Regions from separate parts of the Homo sapiens genome. Here region 1 is linked to region 2. The links are chromatin loops, found by intact Hi-C in ENCODE. Cell type or tissue: Calu3. All regions are shown on one strand. Links, peaks and the distances in the headings refer to the core of each region. The heading gives the core; the rest is flanking DNA. Region 1 overlaps SCN1A (sodium voltage-gated channel alpha subunit 1). Region 2 holds the start of SCN1A (sodium voltage-gated channel alpha subunit 1).

Region 1 (15,050 bases), core at 7,051-15,050, 72 kb after region 2:
ACAAAGGCAGTGTCAGTGAGCTTATTAAAATGTCACTGCTGAGAGTATATTTTCCAATGGCATATGCCCACATATTTTTATCCTCTTTGTCCCAGTTTAAGATGTGCAAATTATGTAATGTTCAAATATTCTACTAAAATTGTTAAAGCAGTTTAATCCATGTTCAGTAATATTGTAGTAGTAACTAAAGAAATAGTAGCATCTATGCATCATGAACATTCCTGATGCATAGAAGCATTAGAAGGTTTTTAGATCCTCAGATGTTTTAAGCCTTCAGAGTTCCAGGTTAAAAACTCAGGGGAAAAAAATGCTATCATAATATGGTGACAGTATTTTTCATATCATGTTAGCTCTGACTCAGTGGTCTTTAGAACATGATTCCAGATTGGTTTCCCTTTGTTTGTTTATTTACTTTAGCTGTGTAGCAAGGCACATTTTAGCTTGTGAACACACCTTTTTTTCCCTCACGGGACTTTTTTTCACAGTTTCCTTTCATAGCTTGGGCTGATTTTGTACCATTTGGCCCTACATTCAAATTCTTTACCCACTCTTTATTACAGAAAATGTCTTCCTTCTCATGTTCTTGTTAAAATTACAGACGAATCATTATTACCATGGAAGAAAATATCATTTTAACAATGTGACAGTTTACTGGAAATAGAATGAGACATTTTAGATCTGTAGTAAAAATGGATGTTTGTTAATTATGGAGTGCAGAAATGCATTCATTTTTAAAAAGTCCTATGGATCATTTAAAAGTAACTTATTCTCTCTTGCTATCAACTGTCCTGAAAAGATGCACACTCCCTTTTTCTTGGGCTCCATGAGAAGTCATATATGAATTTGTGATTTCAAATTCATGTTTGGTCTATCACTGCCAAAGGAGTTTTTAGTTGTTAAATTGGGTGGAGAGAGTTTGTTTTGTTTTTAATTGGAATTATGGAGTTTTTCTTGCAAAAGTAATTAACGGGAAATCAGAAAAGAGGATGATTATTAAAAGCTTATAATTTCACGAATTGTCATATGGGCAGTCCCCAGTGTGTAGCTGTTCTTTGCTTATCATCAGCTCCTGTAAAACTAAAAGTCACCCAGACTCTCCCTTACATCCAGGACCCTGTAGTTGACTTCCCAATCTTTCTCTTCCCTATGCACTATTTCTTCCTTGTGCTTCTTTTTCCTTTGTCACCTCCCTGTCTCTGTCTCAGAAACAGTCCCAAGATGGTGATGTTGATCAATAAAATGATGCTTGGCATTTTTAGAGTATCTGCCATATCTATAGGAGATCCTTCAACTGAAAGTTTCCAAAACCCAACAGAAACAACTTTTGGGGAAAAATAAAGGAAATGTGTCTAGTGAATCTGGTTTTAATATCAAAATACCCAGTACCTCAAACAATGTCATGAGGGTACTCCTTTTCCATGGTCAGCTCTGCTGTCACCCATGCTGGCTTCATTTGCAGGCTGGCTCTTCCACAAGATGGCAGAAATAGCCACCAGTGGTGCTAAACTAACATCCTACAGCCTTGTAACTACTATCTTCTGCTAAAACAAGAAAGAAGAAAGAAAAAAGGCCCAGGTTTCCTTCAAAAGCTCTAGCAGTTGTCCTAGAATTGAGTCTAATTAGGTCACATGGCCTCCTCTGAACCACTCACTTTGGCTAGTGGTATGTGATGGTCTCCTTGGTATGGGATGGTCTCTGTCATATACTAACCTGTGTTGCCAAGGGGTGGGTCAGCTCCACCAAGCCACATGGGAAGACAGTGGGGCAGAGATTTACTCCAAAAGGAAGAGAAGAGGAACTGTTAGAAAAGGTGTCCTAAGCAGGCAAAAAAAAAAAAAAAAGCTATGTACTCTACATGCTATATATAATATCAGTATAATTACTGTTCTTTTTTAATCCACAGATTCTTTCAAGATAGCTCTTGTCTTTATTTAAAAATAATAAAACTGAGTTTAAATAACTTGCCTAAGACTAGTTTTAAAACTAGACCAGTGAGTTTCCATGGCCCATTGCCATGTTAGTTTGGATTTGCAGTCATAGCACTAATCACAGCAGTGGAAAAAAAAAAAAGAGAAGTCAGTGATGGAATCTAAATAAGCCTATAGCTGTCCTTCCTGTTTCCTACTCATGCCATTTTGCAAGATGTGATTCTGGTCTCCCAGGCCGGCAGTATTTCCCGAACCCTTACTGGTCATTTCAACACTTGGCCATTTCCTGCCTTTGTAAAACCTTATTTATTTATTATTATTATTCATTTTTATCAACATCACCATCTTGGGACTGTTTCTGAGACAGAGACAGGGAGGTGACAAAGGAAAAACTAAAATCTTAGACACTCAGTGATCTAGATTAGCTTCTAAAATAATTAGAAATTTTTTTTCCCACTAAATTCCAGTAGGGTGATAAGCACCTATTTTCAAAGAGGATCAATTCAGGAAATTTAAATTGTGTGCCTCTATAAGGAAATGGCATTTAAATTGGGATCTGAAGGTTAAAAAGGAGGAGGGAGAGGAGAATCTTCCAAGGAAAGAGAACAGCATAGAATAAGACATATAATCAAGCTGACCTGTAATAGGTAAGAAGAGAATAAGGTGAGGTTGGGGAGGTAGACCTGGGGCTAGATAAAGGGGATCTTTCAGTACATCTTAAAGAGTTTGAAGGTTATCTTCAAAGCAAAATGAATTCCCAACAAGTATTTAGGTACAGCAGTAACATGGTCCACTTTACATTGTTAAAAATCACTCAACTTCTCTATGGAGAAATTTAGGAGTTTTATACTTGATCTAGCATTTTGACAATGGAGATGGAGAATAATGGATAGAGTCAGAATTGGTTTTGGAGGTGTTTAGGTGTCAGACAGAAGGAAGCTGATGGCCTCATTTTCTTAGATAGGAAGTTTGAGAAGAAAGATACTGAACCTGAAAATTCCAATACTAAAATTGGCCATGCTTTGGAGAAACAGAAATGTTCTTATATGTGTATATTTAAGAGTTAGAATACAGAGACGCATTTTAAATATTTTAATCCTTATATTTTTATTGACACTTTAGAATTCACTAAGGGCATTGACATGTTTTATTTCACTTTATCCTCAAAATAATCCTAAGATTGGTATTAGTATAATCTTCTCCATTGAGATGGAGAAATTGAGGGGAATAGTTTGCTCATAGTTCTCACACAGCAAGCTTGTAATCAAGCTGGGCTCAAAAGTGTTCTTTCCAGTCAAAGAAAAATTAACTGACCATATAATAGTGTAGCAGACCCATGGTATGTACATTCTGATGATATAGGGCTGAAAAATGTTTCAGCTCCAGATTTTATTCTTTTTCCTTGTTGTTATAATTTCTTCTCTCTGCTGGAGAAGAGGTTGAGGGCTCTGCAGCCTTGGCTGACAAAAGCCTACCTAGGCACTTTCTAGGGAGGCACCTTCTGCAGAGTTATCTCCTCCACTGGCCCCAACCCTCCACCCAGCTAAAGCATAGGAACAAGCAATTTTACAGACTCTTCTCTAGGTACAAATTCTTCTCTTTTGTGTGAGCATATGGCAACAATGTTTAAAAACTGACTGTGAGGCATGGAGTCCACAGACATGTTTTGTTAAACTAACAAAATTATTTATAATTTTGAATTATTTTCTGGCATTTATAAATCAGAAAATCTTTCACACACTCATAAAATTATACATCTAAGGATTCCTCTTGAAATATGAGTTCAGGCATCACTGACTTATATGCCTAAAACTGGCAGGTACCTATTGTCACTTAGCCTCTGTGGGCATTTTAGTTTGTAATCTGTGGCTTAAGGACCACATCTGTCATTAAGTGAAGGCTATATATTAAAGCTTGGTGGCCCACGGGTAGGCAAGTGACACAGATTGTTGTTTAGTCTGGTTATCACTGGTTGGAAGGAAAAAATTGAATGAGACTAGGAGATGAAAAAATATTAAATATGGCATACTCTCTTCAGAGTCAGGTAGAAAGCCTGCAAGAAAACTTTTCATCCCCCAGTGAGCCAGAAAAGGAAGAAAAGCTTGGCTTGAACTCACAGGCTATGACAAATGAGAAGGGAAGTAGGTGAGACCATTTAAAGTCCTTGGGGAAAAAATATTATATACCATGGAATTGACCCAGCATAAGAAATGTCCCCAGAGATATGTATTATACTAATGGAATCTCCTGACCATCTATGCTGCTCTTCACACCCAAAACTTTGAAGCATCTCTCCTCTTGCAACATGGCTCTAATTCTCCCCCTTCATGCTGGAACCTCTTTCCAAGCCAGCAGCTTAGAGCTATGAAAAACTTAATAGCACTTCTGGGTAGGAGCTAGAGCCAGATAATTTTCCTGGTCTGACTTCCAGGCTATTTCAAGGACAGAACTCTGCCATTTTCAGAGTAACACTTTCTTACACATAGTGATAAAGTTTCTCAGTGCCATTCATTCAGAATTGTACTTCATTAACAGTTTGATAGACCTGTGGGTCTAGAAATATATGTGTATCTGTGAGAATATATGTTCACATTTCCAAACAATTGACTTCCAAATGCATTTCTGGAGCACAGCTCATGTACAAGTTGGAAATTGCCTGTTTCAAACTTTGAAGCTAAAGGATAAATTTAACCAACCAGTAGTATATTCTACATTTTGTGTATTGTTCATCATCATAGCTCACCTTCCTGTGTTATTTCTTGTTTTTGCCAGTAGATTTACTTTAAGAGTAGGAAAGTGCAATAAATTTGGAGTCAGTCCTGTTATTTGGCAATGTTTCAATAATGTTTAGATGAAACACAAAGTTACAGCTTATGTTTAAACTATGTACTTTGAAGAATATGGCCCCTAGATTGAAATAAATGTTAAGGTAATGGCTATATTTAAATGAGAAAAAGAAACTGGAAAACCATGGCTTGTTAAATTCAATGTCCATCCTGGGAAAAAATTGTAAACAAATCACTTTCTATAAGCCCAGAAACAAGAAAAGATTACTAGATAATAACAAATATAGCTTCATAAATAGCAATTTCTACCAAATCATTATAACATAATTATTTTCTTAGTAACTATTCAGTTAGATCAAGGGGCAAGATTTCAATCCACATGTACAACATAATCATTGATAATTTGGCCAATGGTTTGTGATTTTTTACAACCATTAGGTAACAAACATATTAACAGCCCTGCTATGACAGAATCATCTGGATTACTTATTTAAAGTATAAAAACTAGGTATCAAAATCTGACCAGCTAAATTGGAATCACATTACCTCTATGAGCTAAGTACATTTATTCTGTTTTCAAGTGAGATAACTGAGTCACAGAAAGTTAAGAAACCTGTTCCGGATCACACTGCTGGAAGGCAGCAAAGTTAGCTTTTGAATCAGAAATCTAATTTCAGAGTTTGCACCCTTAACATAAGATAAAACAAATCATACTTATATTTTCATAATGTTGCTTCCCAGATTATTAAACTGTTAATTACCAGGGTTATTACCAATTTTTCTATATAACTTCCTTCTTGCTTTTTCTTTAAAACCAGAAATGATTTTTACATGGCAAGGATTGCTGAAGAAGGTATGAGCTTGCTGAACAATGGATGGTTTAAGTTTAGGTCTGTGCTGCCCAATATAGCAGAGATTAATTAGCCTTGTGTAGCTATTGAGTATTTGAAATATGTAAGTGTAACTCCATATTTCAAAGATCTAAGACTTAGTATAAAAATATACATATCTCAAAAATTTTTTATATCAATTTCATTCCCAAATGATAATAATTCAGATATGTTGGGTTAAAGAAAATACTGTTAAAATTAATTTCACCTGCTTTGTTTTTCTTTTAATGTGGCTCTCAGGAAATTTAAAATCATAACTGTAGCTCAGATTTGTAGCTTACATTATATTTCTGTTGGAAAGTGCTGGTCAAGGTAACCTTCATCAATTCTTCTATATTCTATTAAAACAAATAGTTGAGCATCTCCTAGTTTATAAATGTCTTGGTGTCATAACCTATGTATCTTTGTTTTCTCTTTAGAATGTAGCACAGGGCATTGCAAATATTGTACTAAACAGTTAATACATGTATTCTGAATTGCCATCAATTGAAATTAACAATTGGACCTAAACTAGGTCCCTGCTCATACATAATTACCAACTTATTGTATATATGCCCAATAAACTTGGTACCTGTATATGAAGACATAAGTGACAAGCTAGAACAACCCTATTGTATGAATGTTACATTCCTGCAAATAAGTCTGTAAAGTGATTTTTCATATATAAAATCTAGTTGTTACCTCAGTTACAATGCCATGCTTCAACATTTGTTTTGAAGCAGAAAATTATCCACGTGTTAAAATGATGTTATTAATTTCAAACAGTTCTATTTCTTTGTAGAACTGCAATTAAAGCATTTGTTTTGGCACTAAAATGAACTGAAGGACAAATATTAAGAATAGTCATAGATGTGCCTGAATTGTACTAAACCACAAAGTCTTGCTGCTTGTAAGTGGAGCCAGTCATGTCAATGTTCCTATGAGCCTTGGGTGGTAAAAAGGGGTTTGTTTTGGGCTAGATACTACTGTATAAACCTTTTCTCCTCCACCACCAACTTTGAACTGTTTCTTTTTTATTCAAATGACTTAATGCAATAAAAGTTATCCTGATAAGTTGTATTAATGAAATCTTTGTTGAACTAATTAGATTTAAAGGATGCTAAGATACTTCACTATAATAAGCTAACCAATACATTCTTTTAAAAAGTTTTTAAAAAGTCACCCAATTTAATAGTTCATAAATCTTGATTAGCTTAAAGCTACACAATATTTGTTTATACAGTTTAAGGTACAGCAATATCTTAGCTAGTCTTTGAACTCTTCCCTCTTGGAGCCCTTTCTTATACGTATAGCGGGGAAGGCAAATATTTATATATTTGAAAACTCTAGAGCTACTTAAGTATTTGTTGTAAGCAAACAGTATTTCCTTCAGACTCTTCCCTCCCTTCAATATCATCAATGCCACTTTTGGGAGAAAGCTGTATCTGAGAGTCCTTGGAAACAAGTATCCTTTTATTAATTCTTAACACTTATAAACTGAATGATCGGCTTCTTGGCTATGTAAGCAATTACAAGGAGGTAAGATACAGACAGTTGAGGAAATAAACAAACATAAGATCAATTACATATAATAAGACTGACATTCTAAATGGAACTTACTCTGACATGAAAGTGCTATCATATTTAAAATTATACATATTGGGTTGCTATACAAGTCTGGGTACTGTTGCTTTATTGGAAGGCTGTTTAAAATCCATCAATACCTTAAAGCTACATCTATGAAGTTTGTACATAAGCATGTATGTTTCAATCTGAGAAAAATGGAGTTCTCACAGAAGAAATCCTATGAAAAAATGGTCCTTTAATGTTGGCCTTATTGTTAGCTTCCTGGGTAGCAAGGATGTCTTGCACAACAGTATGTCTTATGAAAAATTAAAGCAAAACAAATACCGTTGTTCAGTAAAAACCTTACCAATTCCATTTATAAATTCAACTTGCAAGTATTTTCCATTGCACATATAAATCTTGTTACCAAATAATCTTCTACACATTCTTTAAATTTTTAAAATGAATAAAGGGAATACACTGTAAAATCAGTAAATGTTTTCATCTAAGGCTTGAACAATTGATAATTATGCCCATTTGTTTTTAACTTTTGTGTCAAAGTATTAATTTTCTCTATGTCAAAGGACTTTTAGATTTAGAATCACATACCAACATTGAGAGTGCTTTGGTTTCATTAAACTCATCTTACTTAGTTTCAGCCCTTTATACCTCCTTTTATCTTATTTTTTAAATTGACACGTAATAATTGTACATATTTATGAAGCATATAGTGGTTTTAATACATATGATGTATAGTGATCAGATCAGAATAATTAGCATATCCGTCATCTCAAACATTTATCATTTTTTGTGTTGGGAACATTCAATATCTTCCTTCCAGCTATTTGAAACTATATAATAAATTATTTTTAACTGTAGTCATCCTACAGTGGTGTGGAGAGCTAGAATGTGTTCCTCCTATCTAGTTGTAATTTTGTGTCCTTTAACAGATTTCTCTCTGTCCCCACCTTTCCCCGATTTTTGTCTAGAATCCTCTGCTCTTTTTACTTCTAGGCAGACTTCCTTTTTGGAACCTTTTGTGTTTGGTTTCTGAATCTTGCCTCTTTTACTTTTTAGTACTCAGGGCAGAAATATTTCCCCTCCCTTCTTTTAGATCTCTAGCTTTGCCTTTTACTTTACCACTCCTTGTCTGTCTTTTCTGTTTTGGTCATTTATTACCTCTGGTCATGGTTTGGGCTGAACAGTGGCCAAGGAGCCAGCATCACAGGTGTTCTCTTCTAAGTATGGTCCTGTCTCCTTAGGATGAGCCTGGTTATTTTCCTTATCCACGGAGGTACAAACAGTACCATCTTGATTATCCTCACACTCCAGCCCATGATTTAGGCCATCTATGGATTGTCATTTCTTTCTCATTATCTCTTTGTATCACTACTATTTGTTTCAAAATTAGCTTTTAATATTATCTGAAATCAAGAGATTCTTATTTTAAAATATATATATTCTGTGTTATATTTTTACTGGTTCTCCTACCTGTGCCCCTAATATTTCTTTTTCTTTTTTTCAGATGGAGTTTTGCTCTCATCACCCAGGCTGGAGTGCAGTGGCGCGATCTTGGCTCACTGCAACCTCCGCCTCCTGGGTTCAAGCGATTCTCCTGTTCTCCTGCCTCAGCCTCCCAAGCAACTGGGATTACAGGGACCCACCACCAGGCCCAGCTAATTTTTTTGTGTGTTTTTAGTAGAGATGGGGTTTCACCATGTTGGCCAGGCTGGTCTCAAACTTCTGACCTCAGGTGATGTGCCCACTTTGGCCTCCCAAAGTGCTGGGATTACAGACGTGAGCCACTGCGACTGGCCATCTGAGCCCCTAATATTTCTTTCAGATTTTACTCAGCATATCTGGGGGGAAAGGAAGTATATGCAGTACATTTGAAAGGTGGACCATATTTATTCCTGAGCTAGCTCACTTTGGGCCTTTCTGTGTCGTTACATGCTCATATTCCCCCACAGCAAAGGCATTTGCATTGCACAAGTCTGTTCAGATTTACGATGATCTCACAATGTCATTCAGGGACAGAATCCCTCAATGAATCAGAGAAAAAGAGGGCTAAGTATTGTTGGCATAGGGGATTGTTCTTCTAGTAAGCACAGGTGAAATTCTCCCTTCCTTCAAATGCGCTTTGTGGTAAAGCTCTATCTGTTTTCTGGACTCATACTCCTTCAAAGATGATAGAGGGAATGCAGGCAGAGGTGAGACTTGGAGCAGTGCTTCTCAAACTCTGTTGAGGATGTGAGGTCTCTATTCTTCTATAAAATGAAGTAAAAATTAGTTTCTAGAAAACTGAAATGAAAAACAGGCCCACAACAACATCCCCCTACTTTTTTATTATTAGAATAGACAGACACAACATTAATTGGCCAAATTGCCTTACAAATTTCTAAACATGGACTCTCCATATCTATACTTAACCAGTACTGGTTGGGGGACCATACTTTCACAGCCAGTTTAGGACACTTCTACCCATACCAGATAGAAAGTGCTTAATTTTCAAAAACCAACTCCATTAGCAGGTAGGGGTGTGGGAGGGTGGGTTTGCTTTACTTGAATTTAGAAAATCCTGCAAGTATAGGGGAAATCTGTTAATGAGCTAAGACTATACAAAGATTCTTAGTAGAAAATAAACATAACATTTATGCTTGCTGTATCATAACATGATCTGTGCAGATATGCATCCTAAGGCTTAGAAAAGAAAGCTTTCGAAGAATGGGTGAATTTAAAATCAAGAAGCTTAAAATTTCCTTCCCCAAATATGCTCTTCACAGAGATAAAGGCTTTCTCCCTGGCTCTGTCTAAATATAAGTAAGCACCTTGGAAAACATTGAGTCAGAGCCCTTTTTATACCCTTACATGTTGCTTCTTTAATGTTTTGTCTGCCCACTGCCAATTGATCTCAAATAAGTCTAATTTTTGGAAGGAATTTCATTCACATTCATGGATCCTGGATTCTTCAGGAGCTTGGAGCTTCTCCTCTGTGATAAGAAAGCACTGCATAAGATAGGAAGTCAATTGGGATTAGAATTCAATATGTCAGCTAACTCAGAAATCCCAGTACAGAATTTAGCACTCCTGGTCAACGGGTACTCTCCAGGGATCTTGGCCTCCAGAAATCAATTATTGGATTACATCCATCTAACCCAAGAGTGGGTTTGATGGTGGCTGTTTTTATTTTCTATTACGAAGAGAGTGATAATGTTTATTTTATGAGGATAGATGGTAAAAACAATCTTTATTTCAAAAATAGTATCAGTTCTGTTGAATGATTTTGCGTTCCACAGGATTAATTTTCAAGATATTTGAATTGGGAAAGCTGAAATGACTATAAAAAGCATGTAGTGCCTTAAGTTTTTTGGAATGAAATGAAATGTGCACCCATTTAAGACTTTCATTTAACTCAGACACTTAAAATATCGAGAAAATAAATGACTTCTCTTGGCTAATTGTCTTATGTACAATAAAATTGAGGGTAAGTATTAGGTAAAAGGTAAGTGGTATCATTGGATTTCCTCTCTAATTAAGAAGAGATCCAGTGACAGTTTGTTTTCATGGGGCACTTTAGAAATTGTGATTGTGCTGGTTTCTCATTTAACTTTACAATAATTTATTATGACAAGTAACAGAAAGTAGATAACAGAGTTTAAGTGGTTTATACTTTCATACTTCTATGTTGTGTTCCTGTCTTACAGACTTTTATAGTATTGAATAAAGGGAAGGCCATCTTCCGGTTCAGTGCCACCTCTGCCCTGTACATTTTAACTCCCTTCAATCCTCTTAGGAAAATAGCTATTAAGATTTTGGTACATTCATATCCTTTTTCAAGTGATTAATATTAACTATTTGTACATGATCTGTAAGCACTTTATAGCTAAATATCAAATTAAGTTGGGAAATGTCCATATTATATAGTTTTCATCACTCTCATTTTGCATCTTTGTCATATTAGCCTCATTCTTAAAGTTCATTAATCACATAGACATTACTGAAACATGTACTCTTTAACATTTTATATATTATATATAAACATGTATTTATGTACTTTTGTTATCTTTCTAAAAACACTTATATGTATTGAATCCTACAAATCTAAAGTAAGATAACCATGTTTACCTCTACCATCTTTATACAAAGTTTGTGATGGTGTAGAATTTTCAGTGAGCAATGATATGATAACAGAAAAATCTACTTCCAGACTCAAGTTTATCCATAGTTATGATATAAAACACTTCAGTGTATCTTAGAATAAACCTTTAAGTATATTTTCTGTCAGAGAATGTCAGGAGTCTTTGGCCAGTACTTAGTTAATTCTTGAAATTTCCTGATGATTTTTGTGAAGGAAGTACTGGAATATTGGCTGAATTTCAAATTCAAGTCATGAGTTATGATGCTGCCATGCAAAACTGTTTGCTTAGTAAAGACTCCGGAAGTTAATGAGAGAAGTTGGCATATATTTCCAAATGGTCTTAAGGGATTTGGTTTCATGATTCCCATTGGTGTTAAAAAGGACTCCACGACTAAATTCATTTGTTAATCAATTTAGGAAAACAATTCACTTCTGATTGTATCTTGTTTGATAGCTTTGACAATAATAGATATTAAAATACCATTATAATTATCATAAGCTCATACTTTTTTTTAAAGGATTCTAAAATTTGAACGGCCATTCTAATTTTAATATGACAGCAAGAAATTTCTTTAGTGGTATAAATATGCTATTACTAAAATTAAAAGATTTGAAACATAAAAATCATATGATAGGGTTTTTATACTTAGGGAAGTTTCCTTGTCCCAGTTTGTATTCCTAGCGCCATCATGTGGTCATTTGATGAAAACTTTCTTTTTCAATTATGGAAAATTTTTGTTTTGGCAGTAAACTATAGTGGAAAGAATATTGGATCTTAATGTAGGAAACTTATATTCTAGTCCTGGACCCTTTATCTGATTCCTCTAGAGCTTAGTAAGGCCTTATTTCCCTGATTTTTAAAATATAGTGATAAACTAATTTTTAGGGTCCCTTTCAGTTTTATAATTCTGTTATGTCTGTTCATTTGTTTTAGCTACCACTTAGAGTATATTTACTTACGTACCGTGACTGTTCCAAGCATTTCCAATACATTAACTCATTTAATCTGCATGTAGAAATGGTTACATTACAAAATGAGTACATTATTAGCTCCATTGTAGAGAAGTAGGAAGAGATACAAGGCAATGGCACAGAGAGGTTGAGTCTCTTGGCCAACATCACTTTGCTATGTTGAATTTTAATTACATTCCCATCATGTTAAGTGTCAACCTTCAAGAATATTCACTTTTAATGTTATCGAATCCTGCTGCACTTGTATAAACTCAGTCAAAATAGAGCAACCCAACAATTAGCATCGTGCTGTACTTTGACTACAAATTGTTTTCATGCGTTGAACTGTGTTGGATAAGATGTGTTTAAGAAATTACAATATTGCAGATAAGTGGCCTTCCTCAACAATTTACTAGTTTATTCACCTGAATGAGCTCAAGTCAATACTTTCTGCTGAAAAACTGTGCAACTCCAGGTAGCACAAAAATAGTCTTCCCACTGAAGTTCTCTGGGAGGTGAATATATTGATTTAATAATAGTTGTAAAAACAACACCTTATACTGATATAATGCTTTCATATACATTACCTCATTTAATCTATACAAATACTCAGTGAAGGTGATATTATTACCCACATTTTACACATGAAGAAATTGAAATGTAAGGAGATTAGAAGACTTGCCCACAATGCATTTATCCCTGAATTTTGGCTAAGCTGCAGTTTGGGCTTTTCAATGTTAGCTTTTTGTAATATAACACTTGGATTTTGATTTTCTTTTGTGTGTTCCTTAACAATAACCTACATTATTCAGCATGCTAATTATGTGCACTATTTTGACAAACTGTGTGTTTATGACAATGAGTAACCCTCCTGATTGGACAAAGAATGTAGAGTAAGTTCAACTTATATTTTTAATAACATATATACATTTGGGATTTTGAAACTGTGTCTTAATGTAGTCTTAAAATAAAACTGAAGAGCATTTTATTAAAGTCATTCCTAGACAAAATTACGCAGCAAGAGGACAATGCTCATTGGCCCTCAGGCCTGCTGGCGTTATACTGATTATCACTCTCTTTTGCCTGTACCTGGTGTTCACCTGAAGACCACCACTCTTGGACATTTACCCCTTTTTCTTTAAAATCTACAGTAGCCAAACCAAATGTGGTCAAAGCAATTGCAGAAAAGAGCCAATATGGTAGACATTGGTTCCAGTTAAATTCCAGATAAATACATTGAATCAAGAATCAAAAAGGGTTAGTTACAAATGCCATGTGAAGACAACATTGAACCTCGCAAAGTTTTCATTTCCATCAGGCACATTCACTTCATGTCAGGCCAATATAGTTCCAAGCGTGGTCACCAACAAATTGAAAAATAATCCAAAGTTTCAGGGTTGTAGAACTTGAAAATTCAGTAGACTGAAGACTAAACTAACAGAAGTGGAACTTTTTGTAGAGCTTTCAGAAACCAGAAGCATTACTAACTATATTGATGATCTCTCTGTTCTGGGGATACCTTCGAAGCACAGAGGCCAGATTTGTGATAACTGAAGTTGGGCTACTCTAACCATAGCTGCTCACCTGCCCACACTTCCTATTTGTAATGCCTGTTACTATACAGCTGCTGACCCATAGCAACTACAGAAGTATTAGGTTGGTGTAAACATAATTGTGGTTTTTGCCATTACCTTCAATTGAAGCTAATGTTTGCACCAACCTATTTCCAAGAGTGTCCACCAACATTTGCACCAACCTATTTCCAAGAGTGTCTCCTTTCCTAGACACTTCCAGGCTGAAACCAATAAGAAACATGACATCTTGAAGAAAATAATAAATTTTATATACAAAAAAATTCTAAAGTATTGAAGCTAATATGGGAGGCCCCACAGGTTTTCAGTCGCCCTAGTTTTCTTGTGATTTTATGCCACTCTCACACCCCAATTTCTGAGTAGAAGATTTAAACTTTGGAAACACCTAAGTTTCTGAATTATCAGAAGAATTTTATTCTAAATTAAATTTTTACTTCTTATAACCCTAGAAGTATTTACTTTGATTTTAAAGAAGTCCTTGTTCCAAGCAAGTTAAATTATCTTGTAGAAAAAAAAAAACACGTGCTAATTTGTCAGTTTCCTCTCATTCTTAGAACACTATTAAACTTGAGATTTTTTTCCCTAAAAGAAAATCATTTCATGCTTCTGCAATATTATTGATTGGCTATTCCATCATGTAAACATACTAAATATTTCTCAGGAGACTATATTTACATAAATACCAAGACATTTCAGACAATGGCTAAATAGATTTCATATACCTTGTATTTCTCACACTACTCTTAAGACACTTTACGAAACAACTCTTTGTGTTAGGAAGCTGAATTTAAATTTAGGGCTACGTTTCATTTGTATGAAATTAAAATCCATCTGCTTAGTTTTCTTTTTTAGTATTTATCTATTCCACTGATGGAGTGATAAGAAATTGGTATGCTATGAAAAAACACTGTTACTTTATCAAATTTTTTGGATGCTTGTTTTCAGATACACCTTCACAGGAATATATACTTTTGAATCACTTATAAAAATTATTGCAAGGGGATTCTGTTTAGAAGATTTTACTTTCCTTCGGGATCCATGGAACTGGCTCGATTTCACTGTCATTACATTTGCGTAAGTGCCTTTTTTGAAACTTTAAGAGAGAACATAGTTTGGTTTTCCATCAGTGCTTATGCTTTTAAGAATAGGTTTGCTTTACCTGTAGAATATTTTGGTGTGATTTATACATTCAAACTCTGGATTTCAATTTAGCACAACAA
Region 2 (16,774 bases), core at 8,105-16,104:
GAAGGGAAAGTAGCAGTGATAGAGTGTTTTGATTTCAAATGTACAGCTTCTAGTAAAAGCATTATAATTAACTTTATAGTAGTAAGCACAACCAGGAATATAAAAATATAAAAGTTTTGGGTTTGGCCTCCAGATTTACCAAATGTTGCTTCCTAACAATTAGCCAACCCTCCCACACTGACACTTACTTTGTCTAAATTGAGTTTTAGGAGAAAACAACCCAATTATAAAGACACAACTATTATCAGTCAATGCCCTGACAAGAAACAGATGGCTCCTCCAAACTTGTGGAAATAAAAAGCAAACTATTTGGTTTTATCTTCTCAACACGATATTTTCATGGATTCCTTGGGAATGCGGTTCCAGTTTTCCCTCTTTAGCAGGTGTGCCAGGCCCTTCTGATCTGGCTGTCTGCCTACCTCTCCAGACTCTAGCCACTTCCACAGACCCAACTTTACATATATCCTACATGTATCTCCTCTTCTTAGAATGCACCTCCTCTTTCTCCTCCACCCTCTTTGTGTCTACTCATAAATGCCTCAGAGAAATTCCTAGATAAGTTTAAGACAGTCTAGATTCTACTTCCCAGTCAACAAAGAAAAAAGTTTGATAATTTCTGGTGATGGAAACAGTTTCTTATGCTGTTCTGGAATATAAAATGGTGCCACACCTTTGGAGGGAAATCTATTGATACCTACTGGGTTAAAAGGCACATACCCTTCCACCTGACAGATCCATTTCCTGAGACTAGATCTTAAAGGAAAATTTGCACAAGTGGGAAATGCAATTGTAAAGAAATGTATACATCCGCATTGTTTGAAATAGAAAAAAAAAAAAGAAAAGGAAGAAAGAAAGAAAATAACATAAGTGTTTATCATCTGAGAACTGATTAAATAAACTTTGGTATATCCATCTATATACAGAACAAAATATTTTAAGCAATAATAAGTGAACTAATTAGAGATAAATTATGTAACTTAAACTAGGTTTACAGCCATATATATTGTGTGATGTTTTTCTTTCTTTTTAAAAAAATATTTGTGGAGATGGGTTCTCAGTATGTTGCCCAGGCTGGTCTTGAACTCCTGGCCCCAAGCAATCCTCCCACCTCAGCCTCCCAAATTGTTGGGATTACAAGTGTGAAACACCATGCCTGGTGTCTGGTACAATGTTATTTATAAAAAAAAGAAAAATATAAAACACGTATATTTCAGATGCTTGGATATACACAAGAATTCTAAAGAAGATAAAAAAAAAAAAATTAACAGCGATTGCCACTGCAGACTGGGCCTGAGGGAAGAGAAACTGGAAAGTTAATTTTTACTTCAAGAGCCACTCAAGTCAATTGACATTAGAAATGTGACTTAGAAGAGTAGATTGGGTTTGCTTGGTGTATCTAAATAGTATGTACAAGCAGGGCTGCAAAGGGGAATGGGAACACCCGGGGAGTGGTGAGCAGGGCAGAATGGCTGATTTACATGTTCAAGGTGCAGAAGGAAGTGAGTAGGCTTTAAGAGCTGAGGCCAGATGTGACAGCCAGGGCTTCTCAAACACCAATGTGCACAGAATCACCTGGGGAAATCTTGTTAAAATGCACTTTCTTATTTAGAAGGTCTGGGTGGAGCCAAAGAGTCCACATTTTCAACAAGCTCCCAAGAAGTGGGGATGCTGCCAGTATGTGGCCACACTTTCAGAAGCAAGGTTTTAAAATTCTGAAAGTATCCTGGTTTTGCGCGGTCCGTGTCTTCACAAACATCAAGCAGAGCCGAAAAGCACTTGTTTTTAGAAAATGAGCTGAGAAAAAAACACCTAATTAAATACGATGTTTGCAACATGAAGCTTCCACCAAAGGAAGCTTACTGTTAAGTGTTCACGATCAGCAGTTCTGCTTTGCTAGCTTTTTCATTTCTAACAAATTTAGACTTCTGGAGATTGAAGCTTTGCCAGATTGAGGCATGCTTCTCCCCTCACTACTCATGTGTTTAGTGTATTTGTTAACTTGGTGAGAGTACGTCCAAACATAGTTATATTCTTTCACTTGCTATGGAAGATTGAAGAATCTGAGACAAGTAAGAAGGAAGATCTCCATTTGCCTCCCTCCCACCCTGCCACATGCTGCCCCCTAACATGTTTGACAAGAATCCAGGCTACAGACTGATCATACACCTAAAAACTATCTTCGGTCAGCTACTTGTAGAAATGTCTCTCCCCCATTATGTCCTTATATGAGCTTAATGTGATGTAATCCTTAGCAGTAAAGAAAGACTATTGTCTTCTGTTTGTTTGCCTGTGAACTCGAATTGCAGAGACTTTCCACCATAATTTTAATAATGTGATATTGTGGAGAGTTTTAGTATGGCCTTATGGTAAGATTAGGTACTTTGGAGATACACTGCTGGTTTCAGAATCACACTTAGTCACCTCGTTACTGTGTGATCTTGGCCAAGATGCTCAACTACTCTGAGCCTCAGTTGCCTCATTTATAAATTCATGAAGATAACATGGTAATAGCAACTATTTTATGAGACTGTTGTGAGGTTTGAAGGTCCCAAAATATATTAAGTCCTCAATAAAATTAACAACAATTATTATTATTCTAAAATTATTCTTAGAATTTATCTAAAAATAGTACTGCTTGAATATCCATATGTTTATTCCTGAGTCTCTACCTGCTATGATTTGGCTGTGCCCCACTCAAATCTCATCTTGAATTGTAGCTCCCATAATTCCCATGTGTTGTGGGAGGGACCTGGTGAGAGATAACTGAATCGTGGGAGCAGTTTTCCCCATACTGTTCTTGTGGTGGTGTATAAGTCTCACGAGATGGTTTTATAAGGGGTTTCCCCTTTCACTTGGCTCTCATTCTCTCTTGCCTGCTGCCATGTAAGATGTGCCTTTCATCTTCTGCCATGATTACCCAGTCTCAGGTATGTCTTTATCAGCAGCATGAAAATGAACTAATACACTGGGCAATTTACAAAAGAAAAACAAGTTTCTTGAACTCATAGTTCCACGTGGCTGGGGAGGCCTCACAATCATGCTGGAGGCAAGGAGTAGCAAGTCACATCTCACATGGATGGCAGCAGGCAAAAAGAGAGTTTTTGCAGGCAAACTCCCATTTTTAAAGCCATCAGATCTTGTGAGACTTATTCACTATCATGAGAACAGCACAGGAAAAACCCACCCACATGATTCAATTACCTCCCACTGGGTTCCTCCCATGACACATGGGAATGGTGGGAGTTACAATTCAAGATGAGATTTCAGTGGGGACACAGCCAAACCATATCATTCCACTCCTGGCCCCTCCCAAATCTCATGTCCTCACATTTCAAAACCAATCTTGCCTTCCCAACAGTCCTCCAAAGTCTTAACTCATTTCAGCATTAACTGAAAAGTCCACAATCCAAAGTCTCAAGGCAAGTCCCTTCTGCCTATGAGGCTATAAAATCAATAGCAAGTTAGTTACCTCCTAGATACAATGGGAGTACAGGCATTGGGCAAATACAGCCATTCAAAATGGGAGAAATTGGCCAAAACAGAGGAACTACAGACCCTGTGCAAGTCTGAAATCCAGCAGGGCAGTCAAATCTTTAAGCTCCAAAATGATCTTTGATTCCATGTCTCACATCCAAGTCACGTTGATGCAAGAGGTGGGTTCCCATGGTCTTGGGAAGCTCCACACCTGTTGCTTTGCAGGGTACAGACTCCCTCCTAGTTGCTTTCACAGGCTGGCATTAAGTGTGGCTTTTCCAGGAACACAGTGCAAGCTGTCAGTGGATCTACCATTCTGGGGTCTGGAGGATGGTGACCCTCTTCTCATAGCTCCACCAAGTGGTACACTAGTAGGGAATCTGTGTGGGGGCTCTGACCCCACATTTCCCTTCCATACTGCCTTAACAGAGGTTCTCCATGAGGGCCCCACCCCTGCAGCAAACTTTTGCTGGGCATCCAGGCGTTTCCATACATCTTCTGAAATCTAGGCAGAGGTTCTCAAACCCCAGTTTTTGACTTCTGTGCACTTGCCGGCTCAACACCACGTGGGAGCTGCCAAGGCTTGAGGCTTGCACCCTCTGAAGCTATGACCCATGCACTATGTTGGCCCCTTTCAGCCATAGCTGGAATGGCTGAGGCAAAGGGCACAAAGTCCCTAGGCTGCATACAGCATGGGAACTCTGGGCCTGGCCCATGAAACCACATTTTCATCCTAGGCCTCCAGGCTTGTGATGGGAGGAGCTGCTATGAAGGCCTCTGAATGCCCTGGAGACATTTTCTTCATTGTCTTGGGGATTAACATTCAGATCCTCATTGCTTATGCAAATTTCTGCAGCTAGCTTGACTTTCTCCTCAGAAAATGGGATTTTCTTTTCTATTGCATTGTCAGGCTGCAAATTTTCCAAACTTTTATGCTCTGTTTCCCTTTTAAAATTGAATGCCTTTAATAGCACCCAAGTCACCCCTTGAATGCTTTGCCACTTAGAAATTTCTTCCACCACATACCCTAAATCATCTCTCCCAAGTTCAAAGTTCCACAAATGTCTAGGGCAGGGACAAAATGCCACCAGTCTCTTTGCTAAAATATAACAAGAGTCACCTTTGCTCCAGTTCCCAACAAGTTATTCATCTCCATCTGAGATCACCTCAGCCTGGATTTCGTTGTTCATATCATTATCAGCATTTTGGTCAAAGCCATTCAACAAGTCTCTAGGGAGTTCCAAACTTTCCCACATTTTCCTTTCTTCTTCTGAGCCCTCCAAATTGTTCCAACCTCTGCCTGTTACCCAGTTCCAAAGTGGCTTCCACATTTTTGGGAATCTTTTTAGCAGTGCCCCACTCCCAGTACCAATTTACTGAGTAGTCCATTTTCAAGCTGCTGATAATGACATACCTGAGACATGACAATTTACAAAAGAAAGAGGTTTATTGAACTTACAGTTCCAAATGGCTGGGGAGGCTTCACAATCATGGCAGAAGGCAACGAGGAGCAAGTCACATCTCACATGGATGGCAGCAGGCAAAAAGAGAGCTGTGTCAGCAAAATCCCATTTTTAAAGCCATCATATCTGATGAGACTTATGCACTATCATGAGAACAACACAGGAAAGACTCGCCACCATGATTCAATTACCTCCCACCAGGTTCCTCCTACTACATATGGGAATTGTGGGAGTTACAATTCAAGATGAGATTTGAGTGGGGACACAGCCAAACCATATCATACACTACCATATACTAGGCACTGTATTAAGGGTTAGGGTATTAAATAGAATCTTTTATCATAAAGATTTTTGTTCATCTCTGTAAAATATTTTAGACACATGTGTTTTGCTTTTTAAACAAAGAAAAAGAGATGTTTTTAGAGATAAGATGAGACACATTGTTATTTTCCCCAGTTCCCACCAGCCCTTCACAACTGCCAACCTGGAAAAAACATTCCCAGAGCCCAACAAATGCTGGAGCCCTGGAAGAAGGGCTACTAGCAGGAGCACTGGACTCCAAGGAATGCAGACCAGGGAAGAGAGTGTTGGGAGTATTAAAATGTAGGTTAGAAGTGGAATAATGGACAAGTAGAGGGAAAGACTTTCAAGTCCACTTTCCAGGGATTGAGAAACTTGGGGTCCTTCATCCGTTGGCTTTGAATGCAGCCCAAGACAGGCATTAGCAGAAAATTGGAGAGTCTCCCCGACCACACCTCACTTCCTAGCTTAAAAAAGCAGCTGCATTCCTCTTTAGTTAAACCTCTCAGTTGGGTCTTCTAAAGCTCTAGCTCTCACCGGAATCTGGTGCCACTTTCACTCTTGCCTGGAATGGCATTGGCTCTCTCTATTGCTAGTTCCTGGGCACTCATCAACCATCTTAACCCACTTGGTCAATAGTTTCTCCATAATTATTTTTATTTTAACCATTTTGAATGTACCATCTACTTTCTGCTAGGACCATGACTGCATCTGAGGTATAATTTTAAAGCAACAAATGGTTCATGGAAGGGTAACTCTGTTTGTGATGCCCAAGAGAGGAGACTTAGGGCAGATAGAGATACATATAAAGCTACTGCTGTCCTAGAGAGCAGAGGGACAAGAAAAGGGGAGAGAGAACACTCATTAGCAGTTGTGTGTGTGTAGCATAACATAACATATATATATATGCATATATATGATATGTAATCTTAGAAACAACTACCATGTGAAGTAGAGCAAATGATCGCTGAGTTTCATCCTTGCTAAGAGCATGGGAAAATCCACATTCTATGTTTGCTTAGTTGCAGAAAGAATAAGGGAAGCAGAAACGTCAGGGGTCACATCCCCTATGTGTCAATTAAAGGGGTGCAGACTCAGAAGGTGTCCTTACCTACTTTATTTAGCCTGCTCTTCCCCACAAAGATGAGGAATACAGGTGACTTTGATGTCATGATAGCAATCAGAATGTAAAAGAGACTTTCAAAAAGACCTAGTGCAACATGGAAACAAGGACTTTAGTCTCTGAGCTTCCTTATGTATCAAGTGTCATAGAAAATGTTGAGACAAAGTGGTTCTGTCATTTCAACAACCCATAATGAGCAGAAGAATCTGTTTGCCTTTCATGCCACTGCAGATGAACAGGTATGAGAGACTGCACTTAGGCATGAAAGTGCCGCTGCCTAGCACCTCTATCCCATGCTCACATCCGAATCTTCTCAGGTGTGGGTAAGACATCTCAGTTCTCTGCTATTTGATATGAATAGGGGCAATCCCAGAAGCAGCAACTGAGCTCATGGGCCCCAAAATTTCCAAGGAATCACGAGGAGAACTAGGCTAAATGTCATTATTTTCTGACCTTCGATGTACCTTTTCCCTAGTCACTTGCCAATCTCTTCTAAAGGGCCTCAGTCCCTGGAGTGGACCCTAATGATTTCTGTCCATTATTTGGCCTAGAGTAGAATTCTTGCTTTTCTCAAGGAAAGAAACAAAAAGAAAAGATGTAACCAAATGTAATTTATGTGAGTTTGTAAATTGATATCCGAAGATTGGAACTGCATACAGATGTGTCAAAAATGTTAATTTCCCCAAGAAATATGGTAGCACCTAATTCTAGCGACACTTGTATACTTTACAGATGGCTTTGCTGTGCTCCTGGTAAAGTCAATGACTTTCTGCCTTTGAACATGAAAGGAAAAAGATGTTGACAGGAATTCTTTAGGGAAACAGAAACTACATATTTGCTTATGCTAAGTTATGGCAAAGTTCAGTTTTATTCTGTAAATAAAGCGTTGTCTTCATAAATATCAGCTATATCCTTTAGAGTAAAGAAAGTCCTCTTTATTAAAAAAATCTAATTGAAACTCTTCAATAGGTAGGCAAGTGAGGTGATTGATATAAAGATATACTTAAGTGGAAAATTGGTATTCGAGTTCCAATAAGTAATCAATCATATTGTTCTTGGTAATAGCTTTTGTTGATTCATCTTTGCAAGGGATGTCGGGGGGTAGGGGGGATTGCTGAATGAAATAAATCAGGAAAGAACCCAAGCATTATGTTTAACTGACTTAAGAGCAAAGGAAAGAACACATAAACACAGAATAGAATCCACACAGTAACTTCATTCTTTATGATTGCTCAGGCATTTTCATTATTTGCATTTATGTTTATTTTCTCTTTATCCTCCTGTGGCAATAGATATGGAGATAATGCTTTAAATATTGTGATGTACCTTGATCTTTTCTGAAGAACCAAAGCTTTATGAAATCTTGATACATTTAAAGGAGGGGTATAAAGCTCAGGCATGTGAAATGTTGAATTTTGTCTCCCCATATGACAGATAACCATCATATAAATGTGGTTTATTAGACTAAAAAAGTAGAACACATATTTTTAGATTACATCTTGGCATTTCAAAGAAAGTATAGAACTTCAAGATAGTTTGCTTCCTGGATATTTTCTGGAGCTGTCTTTGGGCCTGCATTCCTGAAAGCTGTCAATGCTACACTCTGCATACCCAGAGCTCGTGCCCTTGGGCTTGAGTACTTTGTGGTTAATATTTAAGAACCGCATGTGGAGCTAGATTGAAGGACAGTCACTTTCTTTATTCTTTGCTAAAACCAATGTTGGTTAGTCCATCACCTTCTTAAACAGTAACTGCATTCATACCCTTCATCACATCCATCTCTCTGTCAAAACATGAGTGAAAATCAATTGTGGCATATCTAGAAATACTTCACTCACTTCCATTTTGCTTCTTATGTGCTGATGTACCTTACTCAATATTAATTTCCTTTAGAGTTAAACTGTGGGAAAACTTGAATGGACCTTTGTGGTATAAAACTATCTATGTGACCTTGGACAAGTCACTGCACCTCTCTTGGCATCAGTTTCCTCATATCCAAAATAAGAACACTTGCCTGGTTTATCTCTGAGACTTTTCCAGCTCCACAATTTCTCAATGATTAGCAAAACCCTATCGATAAAGCAATGGTAATGATTTATGTAAATTGACATTCTTTTTTATGAGGTTTACAAAGTTATTTTATTCTACTCCAGGGTTTTGTTGGAAGTCTATTACGGAATTTTTATTCATCAATACTCAGCAGATGTTATCAGGTTCTCTCCAGAAACTACCTTAATTCTACCACAGACTTGGGATATGTTTGGGGAACAATGACAAAAAAAATAAGTCATAGTTCTTACTTTCAAAGAGATTATTGAGTGGGGTCAGACCGTGGAGAGGTGCACCGATAGAGGGTGGAGGAAGATGCGGTCAAAGAAGAGAAGGTCCTGAAAACAGAGGAAACAAAGGAAGCGGAACAGTGAAGGCATAATGGCTCCCTGCTTGTTTAGGAAAAGGCAGAGTTTGTTGTTTTGAAAAACGACATTTAGTGTCATCTTCACTAAATATTAATAATGTCTTCTTACACGTTAGCTAAAGAAGAAAAGATCAAAAATAAACCAGGCCCCCAAATAATAAAGGATTTAAAATTAAAGATATATACAGAGCACTATAGTAATTTTTGAAGTGCTGTTCAGTTGGTGATATAATCAGAGGAATAATGCTATTACATCAAGTGATAAAAAGTAATTTTGTGATTTAATACTCATTCTGAACCTATATTGTAATGCTAATCTCATCAGATGATTGACATTCATATACTTAATTTCCCTTTGAGAAATCAGGTTCATGTATTATTCTGTCTTGTTTATAAAAGCTACTTATTTGGTTTAGGAATATTGTTATTTCCCTCTCCAACACCAATGTCTGCCTATGTAATTGAAAGGAAATTGCAGTGAATCTTCCAACAAGGAGTAACTGCTTCCCTGAAATAATCACCTGCAGACATAATTCTGGCTTCTGTGCGTTGTCTCGATAGCAGGGAAGGCAGAGGGCAACTGGGGAATCTGATTATCTCCATCATAATCCCACAACTTCCCTCCTTTCTCTTTTGCTTTTAATTACTGCATTGTGGTGAGTTAAGAAAAGCCTATACTATTTTTTCTTCTCCACTACCAGAAAGAGAGAGAGATAACTGGCATTCTCTCTCTAAGGATTTTTAAAATACTTTTAATAAAATTTTAAATAGTGTAATGTGTGCCCACAAGCACATTGGTTCTAAAGATACTTCAAAAATACTTCAGAATCAAATCTGTAAGAAAAAAAAATTCAATTATTTATGTTCATTATATTACAAGTGATTTAAAAACTGGTTATCTGTGCATCAAAAAATGCAAGCCTATAGCAGCTCTGATTCAGTGAATTCCAGTTGCGGGGAGGGGAGGAGCCCTCAGATATTTTTATATCATATTTGAAAAAAATGGCTGATTATTATTTTTTTAATTTATGGAATGTATGGACTTTACCAGAGTTTCAAAAGTCCACTTTAGTACCTATAAGATATTTTGAAATCAGTTGGCCAATTCTTGCCATCAAAAAATTGTAACTTTAAACTTGCAGAAAAACTAGTTGGCTCTAGTCCTAAAAGAGAGTTCTTAATTGCAGTTTCTGCATTTATTTGTCTAATAGCAAATAAATTTCACATTCATTTCTGACTCCCTTTCAAAAGGGCAGGTTAATCTCAAAAGGAAATATATGAGTTTATCATTTTCGGCTAGGATATGGTTTCTATTTCTAAAATAGTGGCACAGTGTTGGTGAATGCTTTGTGAGAGCAAGGAATTGGTAGTAGATTTTTGCAGAATGCTGCATTTACCAAAAGAAAAAAAAAAACCACTAGGAAATTGACATCTACAAAAGCAAAGTACTTAAGTAGTAAATTACATTTACCAAGGATCACATCAGTAGTGTGCTTTATCTGATTATTCCAATCAAAAGGGGGCAAAGTCAGGATTTGTAGTGATACAGTGGTCCTGTAGATCTAAAATCTTAAGGTCTGAGTTTAAATCCAAACTCTAGCATTTGCTATCTGTGTTGGGATCACTCCCCGACTTCATCAGAAGACCTGCTAACATCTAGACTTGTCTGTTGTCACCACCATCTCCTTTGGGATACCACCTCAAGGTACTCAAGTTCGCCTCCAGCCTCCAATTCCTTTCCTGCGGTGGGAAGAGAGGGGAGACCCAGCTTCATGTTGCTCAGTGACTATAGATTCCCAAACAAATGACAGGGGAATTTAGAAACATTTCTGCCTTAAAACTCAAATGTCATTTATAACTCTAAACAAGGGAATCTGGAACTCAAAACATAATGATTTGGTCATCACTTTGGGAAATTTTTGGCTAAAAATTAAGAATGGTTTCCTTCTCCTTGGCAGGCATAAAGTTAATTAATAAATTCTCTTCATAAGGCAGCTGGTTAAAGTTTCAGAACTCCACAACTCCAGGAGATACACATTTGAAAGAATATTTTTGATAACCAATTACCTTTATTTTCTATGCAAGAAAATATTAAAGAATATTCAGATACTAATTACACTAATTCCTCAGCCTTCTGATAATGAGATAGTTCTCTCTTTGAACTCTTTCAAGATCTAATGGCATCGAGAGACTCTCCTTTATGTCGTAAAACTAACAGACAAAATTACCTGGCCCAGCTTTTTCCACCTGAGTGACCTCACGCTCTCTTTAATACCCAAAATCTATTGACAGAGATTATGTCCCATTATAATATTCCCTTTTATGTTTTGGCACTGAGCAGTGCAACTGACAGAGCTATAACAAAGTAACAACCACATTCACAGGACAGAGACGGAGTCTTACAGAGACGGAGTCTTACAAAGACTAAATGACATCTTACGCCTTCATTCTCTTTTCCTTGTTAGGAACTCTCATAAAAAAGCCACAGCCATGCCCCCTCAGCCTGTTTAGCAGGTTCATGCATTACAGATTGAAGTATTGTCACCTAGGAAGTAGGCAGCTAATTTTTTCCAGCTTCTGAAACAAGATTACAAAGGGGTTCCTGGAATGGCTAACTTTACCAACGGGGGCAGAGGAAGATTAGTTTTTCATTTTTTGAAGTTGGAAACGTAACAGTGAGAAAGAGACAAAATTATCTCTCAATAAATTAATCTACAAAAAAATAAATAAAATGCAAAGCTGGTTCCACAGGGAGTTTACATTCTGGGAGCCAAATAAGATACATATATAAAACTCTTAGAACAAGGTCAAATGGGATAAGTGTAGTAGTGACATAGGGTAGCACAGAGTTTTGTTTTAATATCTTCTGCTAACTTTAAAAAATAAATATGTGATTTTAAGTGCATATTACACTAATTTAATAAAAATCTCATATTTTGCCTTTATGCTCAGTCTGAAACATGGAAGATTTAAAGTTACTAATACTGTAAAACTGCTTCAGCTCTGACGAATGAAGTATCTGTGTACAGAATGATGAGTTGTTAGTTAATAGTACTCTTTGGGCCATGCTTGGGATATTGGCCTTTTCTAGGAGTCTGTATGAGAATAGTCATTTATCTCCTTATGCTCAATGCTTTCAACTTGTCAAATGACCATGTTTCATAAGATACAACATAAAATTGTTCTATAATTAACAAAAGAAAAAAGAATTCTATCTGCTGAGAAAATAGAAAAGACGTTGGAGAAGAGAGAATATTTGACCCAGACATTTAAAATATCCGCCGAATTTGCTATGTGTAGATGGATGAAAGGTCTGCCAAGAGAAGTGAAGGTTGTGAACAAAGACATGGAGGCGGAAGAAAGGTAGTGTGCACACTGAATGCGTTGTGCCTTTCCATATGACTGACATGTCAATGTAAACTCCACAAAGGGAGGGTTTTGATCTGGTTTGTTTGCCGATGTTACTTAAGTATCTGGAAAAGTGCCTGGCATATATCAGGTGCATGAAGAAGTGAATAAATGAAGTGTCAGATGCCCAGAATATGAATAATACTTGATAGATGCAGTACTGGCAACTTTCTTGAAGCTAATGAAGTGGTTAGGACTCCATAGTTCAACAGAAACCAAGTTCACTTAAGCAAACATGGAGTTTGAGTTTATCATGGGACTCAACATCAAGAAAGTGTTTGGATCTTGAGTAGACTGGAGATGGAAACAGTCTGTCTCTGTCTTTTGTCACTTCTTCCTCCACATCTGTGTGGCTGGCTGCTATTTCAGTATCCTGGTCCACCTGGTCCTGAGTCCCCATGGTGAGGGAAAGCTGACTCCATAGCTGCCAGAATCACATGTAGTGGCTCTCTTTGACCAGGTCAGCTGCGTAGATACCCTCTCTTGCTCCAGTCCTCTGTAGCAAGAGGGTAGGTTTACCACTAAGGATCAGGGGAGAAGAACTATTGGGGGAATTGTTAAGAGCAGACACTCAGAAAAATTGGCACCTATAATATGCAATTAGAATTCATTAAAACATGTGGCCAGGTATGTTCTTATTTTGTGTTTTTACATATCTAATCTCTAAGTACTATTCATATGGAATGTATTATTCTAAAAAAATTGCCTGTTAGTTCATGCAGTTCCCACTCTCTTTTCATCTCTAACATCTTGGCAATCGTTTACCAGTTGTTGATCACCTGTCTCCTCATCTTCTTTCAACTTTGCCCTGACTCTACCAGATACTGGGCAACATCATTTCCCAGACATTGAGTAACTTCAAATGAATGTGTTCATGCTACTCCAACTGGCTTTTGGGAAAGCACTGGATAGAGTTTTTGAGCTGGAACAGGAAATTATCTTACTTAATTTCTTTCTTTTATAGATAAAAAGATGGATCCACAAGATGGACCCATTGGTCCATAATTAAGGGCTAGTAAATGTTTTGTAAACATAGAAATCAAAATTACTTTTCTGTGATTCTAGAACAGGAAAAAATGGTGAACTTTTAGGTATGTTGCAAAGAACAGTGGATTATTCTTTGGGCTCTTGGGACCAACAGCCTTAGTTTTATTGCTTTGCAAGCTATGTGGTCTTGAATAAACCTCAGTAAGGCTCAGAAAGCTTCAGTGTTCTCAAGTATAAATAGGAATAATTATAATATAATAACATTAATAGTATTTATCTCACCATCCTGTAATAAGGAAGAGAAGGATTAAATATTGAAGGTTATATTGATAAATGATAAAACACATGCAATGATTGTAATAAGTGTGTTAGATGGCAAAAGAAAAATAATGAGGATGAAATATTTACTTCCAATGACTAATCTACACATAATCGTGATTTTATGTATGACTGAATGTTTAAGGCTGATTCCATTTTAGAATACAATATATAACATAAAAAGCTCTACTCTCAGTTCCAAGAGTTATAATTAGTTTGGCATGGATTTTTATTGTCTTAGAAAAAACTGATATTCATGGTTTTTATAATTCTATCTTTGGGTAATAGGCAATTGGACTCTCTTTCTATATATATTTGCTTATTAAAATGTGTTATTATAATTAAGCTTTAGGCTGTGTCCACAAGATGGGAAAACATTGGAGTAAAATATAGTAAAACCATAGAAATTGAGAGTGGGTTGAAAGTCTTGTTTAATCTGTAATTACAGATGAAGATAGTAAGAATGTAAATGTCCATAGAAGACTTCAGTGGCTTTGTTAAAGGCATGTGTTCATCAGTGTTGAAGTAAAACTCACATTTTGTGACTCTGAGCTGTTCACTATAATATGAAACCTAATCCTAAAACACAATATTAAAACAGAAAAATGTGAAGCCATAGATCTGTAATAAAGGGCCACCTGATTGTTTCCTGGTGGAATAAAAAGACAGTTTTATTTATAAGATATATCATTTTTATAGATAACAATGATTCATATTAGGAATAAAGTAACAGTTTCAAACTAAAATAATGCTAAAGTTTTTCAAGTACTACTTGAAAATAGCTATATTTACTTTCAAACCTTTTCCTCTTTGAGTCATTAGGTTCATGATATTATATAGCAATAGGGAATGAAAGAGAAGCAAGGAGAAGCAATACTGGGAGATTACAGAGAAGAAAGGAAAAAAGGCTGAGAGAAAAGAGGTTGAGGAAGAAATCATAAATCTGGATTGTGAGAAAGTGTTTAATATTTAGCCACTAGATGGCGATGTAATGTAAGGTGCTGTCTTGACTTTTTTTTTTTTTTTTTGAAACAAGCTATTTGCTGATTTGTATTAGGTACCATAGAGTGAGGCGAGGATGAAGCCGAGAGGATACTGCAGAGGTCTCTGGTGCATGTGTGTATGTGTGCGTTTGTGTGTGTTTGTGTGTCTGTGTGTTCTGCCCCAGTGAGACTGCAGCCCTTGTAAATACTTTGACACCTTTTGCAAGAAGGAATCTGAACAATTGCAACTGAAGGCACATTGTTATCATCTCGTCTTTGGGTGATGCTGTTCCTCACTGCAGATGGATAATTTTCCTTTTAATCAGGTAAGCCATCTAATTGTTTCATCTTGATTTTAAGTTTATTCATTCCAGTTATTCCTTTGGAAAAAGAGTCCATGGAAATTCAGTTTGGGCAGAGCAGGAAGTCCATTTTTGTATGTGTATTCAGACCAACTGTCCCCCTCCTCCCTCTCCTCCTCTTCTCCTCCCCTCCCCTCCCCCCTCCTCTCTCAACCTTCCATGAACTGAAATCAGGTTTGTTTTGCAGTTCAGCATTTTGATAGAAGATGGGATTCTTTGGCCTGAAATAGCTTGGCATCTGGCCAGTTCTTGCCTTTGCTTGCCTTCATCCTATTCAAGGTCCCTTTTGATCCTGTTGAAGCCCCCTCCTTCACTGGTGCTTTGGAAGTGGACTAGCTGGCTGGGAATAGAGGTCATATTGTTCTTAAGGACGGAGCAAAAATTAGATCTCAGTTTTAACTCCACAGGAAGAAAGAAGGCAGCGGGGCTGCTGCTGGAGCCTAGCATTGCAGGGGTATTCAGCTTCCTGAGGCTGAGGCTGGGCTTTTGAGAAGAAATGCCTCATGCCTTGAACAAGGAAGGGGCAATGATTTCCGCCCCCCACCTCTGCCAACTCCTATTGAGCCACACTAAAAAAGAGCTTGAGCAGAGTGGTAAAGAGTCCCCTTTTCTATCCAATGCCAAATAGGAAACATTGACTTACTTTTACTTAGACAGAGGTCACAACCAGCAATGATACTGCAGATACTGCTCAGTTCCTAGTGTGAACCGTCTTGCTTTTCAGAACAGCATAAGAATTATTTCTGAGTGGAGGTGAGGCTTGTCCAAATGTCTTTGCTATCATGGATTTCCTGACTCCTACCTGTTTGAGGTATGTGTTTAAAGACCCGACCCACTTGCTGCATTTACTTCTCATTTCTTTTTGTTCTCTTTGATTACTCACTGGTGATTGTTAACAAATCGGTCTGGAGTGGTGGGTATGTGCTTTTCACCTGTCCAATGCAACAATTAAGTCAAGGCAGGGTATATTACTGTCAATATGTGCATGTGACTAAATATTTCTGAGTGCAGTAGCAAACTTGCAAATTGCCAATTGCTGTTGCTATCACACCTATAAAATGTGTCTTCTTCTTCTATGGATTTACAGGTTCACGTGGTATTTCTGATGCGCTAGTATAGTAACAGAACATATTTCTCCAAAAAGCACTTTAAATCATCCCAAGAGGATGTTGCCAGACAGAAATAGGAAAATTCCATGCTGAGGTTGGTGATTCCTGCTTTAGTTTCTCCTGCCCAGAGAAGTGGGTAGCTTACCTTTCCTATTTGCTGCAATACCTGGCACGCCAGGGTGATGCAACTGGGAGCTTCTGCACGTTCGCGGGGCATCTGACATTCTTCTTTCCCTCAGCTGTGCATTTCAGGAGAATGACTGTGGTGAAAAACTCTTTTAAAACTCTCTTTTATGATTGTTGCTTTTGTAATTGCAATGAAGCAATTACAAAATCACATCTCTCTTCTAGGAGGAGTTTTGCAATTTAGGCCTTCCTTCACAAAGCTCCTGGAAGAGATTTTTAGCTGGTGTCTATTTTAGGAACATAATGTGTAGACAGGAATGAATGGCCACAGAGATTTACGGGAAACCAATTTCTTGGAGAGGGTGAGGTAACATTATAAACCACTAGAACAGAGCACAAGTGGCTGGTTATATCACATGGACCCAGCAATGGAATTAGTTTTCATTAAACTCACTGTAACTCATTTGTGTGGCTGTTTTTCCTCCTTCCTTCACATTGTTTGTCTGTTTTGTTTCAAATATCTATATAGGAGGCCAGGATACCCAGAGTGTTCATACTGGTAACAATAACACATTGGATTTTGCTGCCAATACTAATAGACTTGGTTTACATGCCCCCTCTTGCTGGGAAATGTGCTGTCTGGAGAGTCATTTATTATGGTAATTTCTCTTTAAGACATGGCAGGAGGGATTGTCCATCTATGGG

Evidence for each region. Peaks named below come from ENCODE experiments on the same cell type or tissue, not always from the same donor. Only the 100,000 strongest peaks of a DNase experiment are listed, where the experiment ranks them.
Region 1: a loop joins it to region 2, with 8 times the contacts of the local background. A loop is called at or near these places in 58 of 110 quality-filtered maps.

What each region holds. Positions count from the first base shown.
Region 1 is chr2:166,054,492-166,069,541 of GRCh38, reverse strand. It overlaps SCN1A (sodium voltage-gated channel alpha subunit 1), which reads left to right. Exons shown (of 29, transcript NM_001165963.4): 5 at 10,854-10,972; 6 at 13,042-13,131; 7 at 14,776-14,904. Among named protein-coding and RNA genes, the nearest start is that of SCN1A-AS1, 20 kb to the left of the region's middle. In Calu3, for the core only: a CTCF peak has its summit at 11,956 (motif pointing left); no DNase peak of the experiment used is centred there.
Region 2 is chr2:166,125,795-166,142,568 of GRCh38, reverse strand. It overlaps SCN1A (sodium voltage-gated channel alpha subunit 1), which reads left to right and starts at 14,549. Exons shown (of 29, transcript NM_001165963.4): 1 at 14,549-14,798; 2 at 15,559-15,645. All of the region lies in intron 2 of SCN1A-AS1 (SCN1A and SCN9A antisense RNA 1), which reads right to left. In Calu3, for the core only: no CTCF peak of the experiment used is centred there; no DNase peak of the experiment used is centred there.